Regions from separate parts of the Homo sapiens genome. Here region 1 is linked to region 2. A link is a contact called in ENCODE Hi-C or POLR2A ChIA-PET data. All regions are on one chromosome and are shown on one strand. Each heading gives the region's core, a stretch centred on a gene start or an enhancer-like site at or near the end of the contact. The rest is flanking DNA. Distances are from core to core; before and after follow the strand shown.

The links. Hi-C counts contacts between places; a loop is a spot of excess contacts on that map. ChIA-PET counts read pairs that join two places held with the same protein, here RNA polymerase II (POLR2A). Pooled maps may share reads with other maps.
Region 1: a loop to region 2 is called in a map of naive thymus-derived CD4-positive, alpha-beta T cell, with 13 times the contacts of the local background. The contact joins two enhancer-like sites. A Hi-C loop is called at or near these places in 1 of 168 maps with a recorded cell type or tissue (naive thymus-derived CD4-positive, alpha-beta T cell), 1 of 37 single-sample maps with no recorded cell type and 12 of 50 pooled maps. POLR2A ChIA-PET finds 5 or more read pairs at or near these places in 1 of 52 experiments (CD4-positive, alpha-beta memory T cell).

What each region holds. Positions count from the first base shown.
Region 1 is chr6:166,538,773-166,543,213 of GRCh38, reverse strand. RPS6KA2 (ribosomal protein S6 kinase A2) reads left to right here. Exons shown (of 21, transcript NM_021135.6): 2 at 4,430-4,441. Among named protein-coding and RNA genes, the nearest start is that of MIR1913, 32 kb to the right of the region's middle. RefSeq lists enhancers at 284-884, 1,055-1,274, 1,865-1,984. Within about 2 kb of position 2,098, at least 8 of the 41 ENCODE cell types and tissues checked have a DNase peak (open chromatin) inside an H3K27ac peak, as active enhancers do.
Region 2 is chr6:166,416,020-166,419,915 of GRCh38, reverse strand. RPS6KA2 (ribosomal protein S6 kinase A2) reads left to right here. Exons shown (of 21, transcript NM_021135.6): 18 at 1-34; 19 at 1,574-1,691. All of the region lies in intron 1 of LOC124901460 (a long non-coding RNA gene), which reads right to left. Among named protein-coding and RNA genes, the nearest start is that of MPC1-DT, 35 kb to the right of the region's middle. RefSeq lists an enhancer at 325-394. Within about 2 kb of position 2,580, at least 4 of the 41 ENCODE cell types and tissues checked have a DNase peak (open chromatin) inside an H3K27ac peak, as active enhancers do.

The DNA.
Region 1 (4,441 bases), core at 849-3,348, 120 kb before region 2:
TGTGGTACTCTGTCATTAAGCGTTTATATGATGCCAGCCTCTTTGTCACCTGGGATTCAGGAGGGACTCCACCAAAGCTGCCCTCAAAGCCAGGCTCTTGTCCACCTGCTCATGAGTTCATGCCGTCAGCAGCAGAACAGTGCTGGCTTGATGGGACCTGTGAGTTGGAGATACGTTCTTTTCCACATTTTCATAAACCACCTGTGTAATAATATATTCTGTTATTATTCTGGAAATTAATATCCTACATGTGAATCTGCGATTTATAGAATGACCTCTCTCCTTTTTTGGAAATGAGGTGAACCCTTGCCTATTTTGTTTCCTATGTCCTTATCATTAATATTCCACAACTTTTAATTTGCACTTTTTATAAATATTATCCCTTTAATGACATGAAGAGCAGGTGATTCAGAGCAGAGGAAATGACCTAAGAAGGCGACTTTGGCCCAGAGAGAGGCATGCAGAGCCAGTGGCCAACCGCCCTCATCTTTCTCCCTGTCACTCCCACTTCCCAGCCGCTCCCAGCAGCTGCTGAAATACCTGCCCGGGACTTCCTGCAGTCATTGGAATTTTGAGTGCAGTTCTGCAGGAATTTTAAAAATTCCTTGTCACAATTTGTCACATTCAAACATCATTTAAACAGTTTATACCTCTAGTTTTTCTTTCTTACGTTACAAAATGTTTGGAATTGTTGCTTATGGAGCTAGCACCTGATCACCGTCCCAGCTCCTCCTCCCAAAGCTCTCAAGTTAGCTTTAAAAATACTGTTTACAGTAGCTGTGCTGGAAACCACATGCTCCTGCCATGGATGCAGCCGATTCAGGAACAGACTTGATCTTCCTAAGGCATTGCATGCAAATCCTCATCAAGCTCTAGATAAAATTACCTGCTTCATAAAACAGAAAAGGCACATATTTCAAAATGAAATGTGAGTAACATTTTCATGCTAGTTGCCCCTTAGGGTGGTTGTCATGAAGGGATCCAGAAACCAGGGCTGTCCAGAGAGGGTCGTTATCAGCAGTGCCCGGGAGTATGGTGCTGGGGCTTCATCTGGCTGTTTCCTATTCACACAGACCCCAGAGTGCGCGCCGAGTCCATGGAACACCAGATCTTTGTTTGTTTTGTTTTGTTTTCGTTTTGGGGAAAGTGAAAAAGAAAGTTAAGCATCCTCCAGCAAGTTCAAGCTAAAATGTCACTGTGAAGGCAGAACTCTGAAGTCTGAAAGGTGATGCTCTTGGGGATTTTTTTCCATTGACGCCTCAGATGCTTTGCGGTTAAAAACCTTACTGATTTGAAATGAGAAGTGAACTCTATCGCAATATTATTAGGGAAGAAAGCTGGCGTTTTTCATGTCATTTTAGGAGATGAAATTATGTGTGTACTTCAGGTACATTTGCTCTCAATACTTTGACAGAAAGAATCTGCACAAAATTTGAAATGTTATGAGATATCTGCGTCGAAGGCTTTGATTCGAAACGTTACAGAAATGACTAAAGAAGGTGAACTTCTGCAACGGAGGTGGGGGTGTGGCATGGACCGGGGAGGCGGGAGGCAACAGGGGATGGCAATTTGGAAGTGCTGAGGAAGGCGTGAAGCCAGCCTAAAAAACGGGCTGACTGGGAGCAGGGGAACACCCATGGGAATTCTGAGGTGCCAGCGTCCATGGCCAGGTGGCATCCAAGTAGCCCGGATGCTGTCACTCTCGCTTCAGAGCCTAGTCCCACAAAGGCATGTCCCACAAAGGCAGTGAAGGGGACCAGGACCCATGGGACTGCATGAGCTCATTCACCACAGCTGTGGGTCTCAGACCCTCCACAAAGAGCTGCTGAAGAAAAAGGAAGGAACTGGAAATCTTTAGGAAACATACACAAGGGCTGGGAAACGTGCCCCAGGAAAGGGTGGTGGCTGCAGTGTGAAGCCTCCCTGGCCAGCTCGTGCCTCGCCTGCCCCACACCTCTGGGCGGTGTTGAATTTTACTTTCTGTTCTGCAGTGTGGCCGTTGCCATGCTCTCGTTACCAAAATGAAGTCACAGAAGGGTGTGCTTTGGTGGTGATTCCTTTTTTCATAGTGTGGGCGTCGCATTAACACAGCTGCATGATGGGAGCTATTTTGGGAGGGAGGCTGGGGTTTGGATGACTCATGCGCGTGCTAGTCCTGTAGGTAGAGGATGTTAATGGACCCATTGCGAGGACAGTGTTTTAGTAACAGAAGAGGAGTATTTTGTTGTTCTTTAAATGACAAATCGTCTGCAATTTCTTTCTTCCTTTCGTAGGTCAATGACGGGAAAAGATAGCATACATGTTTCCATGATGAATTTTTTTGAACTTGGGCTCCTGCCTTTGTTTTTTGTGCAGGAAGCCACCTCCAGCAGCCGCGTGGAAGGTAGTGGTTCTCACAGGCAGTGACACACGTGGATCCCTGAGGGCCTCATTTTTTTCTGTCCCTTTCCATAAACCAGGAGATTTCACCACAAAAGCTGCACAGTCTCGGGTGGCTAGCATGGTCCTGCAATTCTAGTAAGCCTGTGCTGTGAAGGGAGGAAGGGCTTAAAATGTGATGTCCCCTCACAAATTAGCATCTAAATATAATGCCCATTGGCTGGGCTGTGCCTCTAGCATTTTTACTTACTCATTCAAGAAGTAATTATGAAGCAACAAAATTGTAATTCTGTATCTTCCAACTGCACTCATATGAACTTCAGGATGGATTAAACAGAGTCAATTTTGGCTATACTCATTGTTTTCCCAAACAAACAAAAAAAAACCACTGTTTTTACAAAAATAGCAAATCATCCTTGAAGATATGGAGACGAAAGTGTTTCCTTTAACTGAGAATGGAAAAGCCATGGATAACTGCATAGGCCTCTAATCCGCTGTGAGTTTCCACGGCTCAGACACCTTATCTGCTTTTACATGTGCCTCTATTTGTGACATGGAGGTAAAATAGCAAGATTTATAAGTAACCGTTTTGAGAAACTGAATTTTTCAAACATCGTCATGTACGTTATTGCTATTGTGATTTCATTTGGAAGTCTTCACTCTTAGAGTAAAACAGAGGGTGGAAGTACTTGGCTTCGAAGTCAGTCCTTGATGAGAAGCCCACCTCTATCACTTCCAGCTATTAATGTGTAATCTGAGTCTCAGGAGAAAATCTCCACTTCACAGTTTCTTCATGAAAAGAAGCAATGAGGAATGAGAGGCCCCTGGTTCCCAGAGCACACTATGCATACAATTCCTGGTTGCTGTTTTTGGATGCGCATTTTAGCCAGCAGTTTCTGAAGTTTTTCAGCCCCTCACCCCGAGCTAAAACTGTAGAAAGGGGTGTACGAATGTATAGATAGTGGAACAGAAATCTCAGAGAAATGCAGAGATAAATTCAAGGAACAGTTGGGCTCGAATGTCTCATGTTGGGAGAAACACCTCCTTTCCAGTGTTCCATTTCCAGGGCCTGGCACTTGGGCAGATGGCCTACCCCTTTACAAGGGAAGTCATGTGACTCTGGGGACAGGAAGCTCTGGGATGAAAATTTGTAGTGTTTTCTGTCAGTGTTTTCACTTATAGACTCTTTCTCCTACAGGGAAATCTTGCTTTCTGGGCTGGTGGCAAATCTTACCTGACTGCTTCTTCTGAAATATAATCTATAGGATGGCAATGACGTGTTCTTTACATTAGCTTTGACAAACATACCAGGGATAGCGTGAATCAGAAGGAGAAGGAGGACAAGCCGTCTGCATTTTCCAGACCACTTCTCCATCTAGGAACCCGTCAATATGCTTTTGCTGTCATTTTGTTCCATAGTTGCTATATTCATCGTACCAGAACTTCTGCCCAGACTGTTAAAGAGCAGAATGGATTTCATTGAGAGTACCCTTAGATTTTTCGGAGGCCTTGGTAAGACCAAATGACAAAAGTCCATGGAGAAAAGAAACCATGAAGGCCCACAGGGTGCACACAATAACCACACACATCACCAAGTTGATTCCATAAAACTAAATGGGCCGGGCGGGGTGGCTCACGCCTGTAACCCCAGCACTTTGGGAGGCCGAGGCAGGTGGATCGCGAGGTCAGGAGATCGAGACCATCCTGGCCAACATGGTGAAATCTCGTCTCTATTAAAAATACAAAAATACAAAAATTAGGTGGGCATGGTGGCAGGAGGCTGAGGCAAGAGAATCACTTGAACCTGGGAGGTGGAGGTTGCAGTGAGCCGAGATCCAGCCACTGCACTCCAGCCTGGGAGACAGAGTGAGACTCCGTCTTAAGAAAAAAAAAAGAAAAAAACACAACTAAATGGTGTCTCCACTTTCAAACTCCAGCGCTAAAATCTGTAACAGACCCAGCTCGTGGTAAACTCAGGGGAGGAGGAAGCTGTGAGCGGCTCTGAGGGACTCCTCGCGGTGTGTTTCTCACCCGTGCCGCTCTCTTGCAGGAAGAAGGCGTC
Region 2 (3,896 bases), core at 1,331-3,830:
GTTTGGGGATCCTGTTGTACACCATGCTGGCAGGGTAAGCAGTCACCTCAAACAGGTGTCAGGAGGAGACACAGGGCAGCAGCCTCAGTGGCTGATCTGTCAGGGGACCAGGGCCAGCCCTGTCCTAGTGTGCGCATGTGGGCAAACCCAACGTGTATGCAAACACTCCCAGGCCTTGAGTGAACACTCGCAGACTTTCTTAGCCCCTCAGGACAACTGAACAACAAGGACAAGAAATGTAGCCACCCATTTTCTTTAAACTCAGCTCATGAACAAAACATCAAGTCTTTTGCCAGCATAGTCCCCATTCTCTCTGCTGCACCTGCCACTGTTTTAAAAGGTAGCAACAGATGTGCCTTCCAGACATCCTCTTAAACCGAAAGCCCCATAGCAGCTTCAGGGTCAAACAGCATCTGTACCTGGGTTTCGTGGTCATGAGTCATGCACGGGCCGGTTCATTGTGGTAAGACACGTGGTGTTACAGAAAGTGGCCTGGGCCTGCCATCCAGACAGCTGACTTCCATCTGAGCCCCACTCGCCACTAGCCGTGACTCTGGGCTAAACACTTTAACCTGTACCAGCCTCCCTTCCCTCTCCCCTGAGTGAGAAGAGGACACACCATGGTTGCTTCTAGGCAGGAAGGTCTAGGATCTTACAAGATCCGCTGGTTCCTATTACGTTTATTAAATACTTGAATGGAGGCAAAAAGAAAAGAACCCTAGACCATCGAATCCTGTTTGCTGTAGCAAAATGGCTTGAATGCCCTCATGAGAATGAATGAGCTTGGCCTGCTTTTCACTTATTTCATCATAAGTCAACAGGTAGTGTCCACAGCAGAAGGAGAGTAAATCAGGCCCTGAAGCCGCACCCTGAGGACTGCAGTAGCAAAGGAAGGAACCTCAGTTTCTTACCAATACCACAGTCAGGTTACTTTGTGACGCTTCTAATACTCACTTTGCCTATACGGAAAACTAGATCACACACTTTCCCACTAGAGGAAGCGCTGGCAGCACACGTGTCCTTCCTTTCCTAGGAGTGTGTGGGTGTGTTTTAAGGTGGGACACCATGAACACCTCCCACGCGCTTGGAATATGGCCAGAGCTGCACCAAGCATGTATGTGTATTTGTGCATACACTCTGCATTTGCAGTGGAGGCTCAAAAAGTTAACTTGTCAAAGAACACAGAGTTGGGAATACATCCACCGTGGGTCTCTCAGACTCCACGTCTCAGGCTCTCTCGCATGATGCCACACCATCACCGTGGAAACCACGGCACCAGGCAACTCACTAGGCCACCCCATCCCAGTTTACCTGGGTCCGGAGGGGATACAGCACAGGTCTCACAGGGCTCTCCCACTTGCCCATCAACCTCTAGCCACCCAATTGCTAAGGAAGGAAAACGGGCATAGTGTTAGAGGTAAGTTCCGCTTTCCCATGAATCCTGGCTTCAGAGCAGAGGAGGGAGAAGCAAAGTGCTATTCCTTTGAACAGCCAAGGGGTGATATCAACTTGCAAACTTTATTTTAGGTTGTAAAATACAAGCTCATTACCACAAATTTGTCTAATTATACAGATTTACCCCTTTTGCAAATGGGCCAGACGATACCCCTGAGGAGATTCTGGCGCGGATCGGCAGTGGGAAGTATGCCCTTTCTGGGGGAAACTGGGACTCGATATCTGACGCAGCTAAAGTGAGTACATGTCCCAGCGTTGCTTTTAAATATTCAGATTCTGAAATAGCCATATGATTTCTGAGGAAGCCAGGGGATAGGTTTTATGTAAGTAGTATAGGTATTTTATCCTCAGCATATTTTTTTTTTTTTCTTGAAATGGAGTCTCGCTCTGTCTCACCCAGGCTGGAGTGCAGTGGCACAATCTTGGCTCACTGCAGCCTCTGCCTCCTGGGTTCAAGTAATTCTCCTGTCTCAGCCTCCCAAGTAGCTGGGACTACAGGCGTGTGCGACCACACCCGACTAACTCTTTTGTATTTTTAGTACAAAAAAGTTTTGTACTAAAACTTTTTTGTTTCACCATGTTGGCCAGGCTGGTCTTGAACTCCTGACCTCAAGTGATCCACCCACCTCAGCCTCCCAAATTGCTGGGATTACAGGTATGAGCCACCACACCTGGCCTTATCCTCGGCATCTTTTAAGCCTTTCATCTAAAAACATTATTTTCAAAAACATTTTTAGCATTTTCACATTTTCCACTATCTTGGTATCTTATGCAGGGTTCTCCAAAGAAACAAACAGAACATGCGTGCGTGTGTGTGTGTGTGTGTGTGTGTGTGTGTGTATAGAGAGAGAGATTTATTTGTAAGAAATTGGCTCACGTGATTGTGGGGACGGGGAAGTCTGTGACTGCAGGGCAGCCGGCAGGCTGGAGCCCCAAGGAGAAATGGATGGGGCAGTTGCCCACCACAGGCTATCTGCCACAGAATTCCCTCTTCCTCAGGGGAGCAGTCTTTTTCCTAAGGAGGCCTTCCACTGATTGGATGAGGCTGACCCACATTGTGCAGGGTAACTGCTTTACTCAAGTCGACTGACTTAAGTGTTAACCACATCCTGAAAAACACCTTCACAGCAACCTCTAGACTGGGTAACATAACCCAGCCATGATGACATATAAAATTAACCACCATGCTTTTAGTGATATTGCAGAATGATTGCCCTGCATGTTCATAAACCAAACAAACAAGTAGAGCTCTTGTCCAGAGGTATACTTCTGTTCTTGTAAAATACTTTGAATTTGGCCTTGTCTGCAGTCCACACAGTTTATGACCGGCCTTATTTCGTTTGCCCATCAGACGCTTTTTTACTTGGCATCATCAAATTCCTCTCTAATCCAATAGTAAATCATAATCCAGCCACTGGTAAGCAGCACCAACAGCTGTTCCCGTGTTCATGTAAAAGGGCTGAAAGAGAAGGAGTCAGGGGCTCTGATTCCAATTCTGCTGTTGACATCTCAGTGCAACTTCATGCAGTGAGCGTGGAGGTGATGATTGTAGAGATGATGGTGGAGGTAATGGCGGGAATGATGATGGAGGTGATGGTGTAGGGATGGCAGAAGTGGTGGCAGAGGTGGCGACAGCGATGATGGAGGTGATGGTGAAGGCATGGTGGAGGGAATGATTGTGGAAATGATGGTGGAGATAATGGCAGGAGTGATGATGGAGGTGATTGTGGAGGGATGGTGGAGGTGACGATTGTGGAGATGATGGTGGAGGTAATGGTGGGAGCAGGGATGGAGCTGATGGTGGAGGTAATGGTGGGAGCAGGGATGGAGCTGATGGTGGAGGGATGACAGAAGTGGTGGCAGAGGTGGCGGGAGTGATCGTGGAGGTGATCATTTTGGAGGTGATGGTAGGAAATGATGGAGGTGATGAAGGGATGGCAAAAGTGGCAGAGGTGGTGGCAGTGATCATGGAGGTGACGGTGGGAGTGGTGGGAGATGATAGTGAGAGATGATGGTAGTGATTGTGGAGGTAATGGTGGAGGTGATGGGGATGATGGTGAGGCTAATGAGGGTAATGGCAGAGATGATAGTGGAGGTGATGGTGAAGATAATGGAAGGTAATGGCAGAGATGATGGTGGAGGGTGATGGTAGAGGTGATGGAGGAGGGATGGCAAGGGTGACGGCAGAGGTGACAGAGAAAAAATGGTGAGGGTGATGGTGGAGGTGGTGGTGAAGATGATGGCGAGGGTGATGGTAGGGTTGATGGAGAAAGGATGGCGAGGGTGATGGTGGAGGTGGTGGTGAAGATGATGGTGAGGGTGATGGTGGGGGTGATGAAGGATGGTGAGGGTGGATGGTGGAGGTGATGGAGGAAGGATGGTGAGGGTGATGGTGGAGATGGTGAGGATGATGGTGGAGGTGGTGAAGATGATGGTGAGCG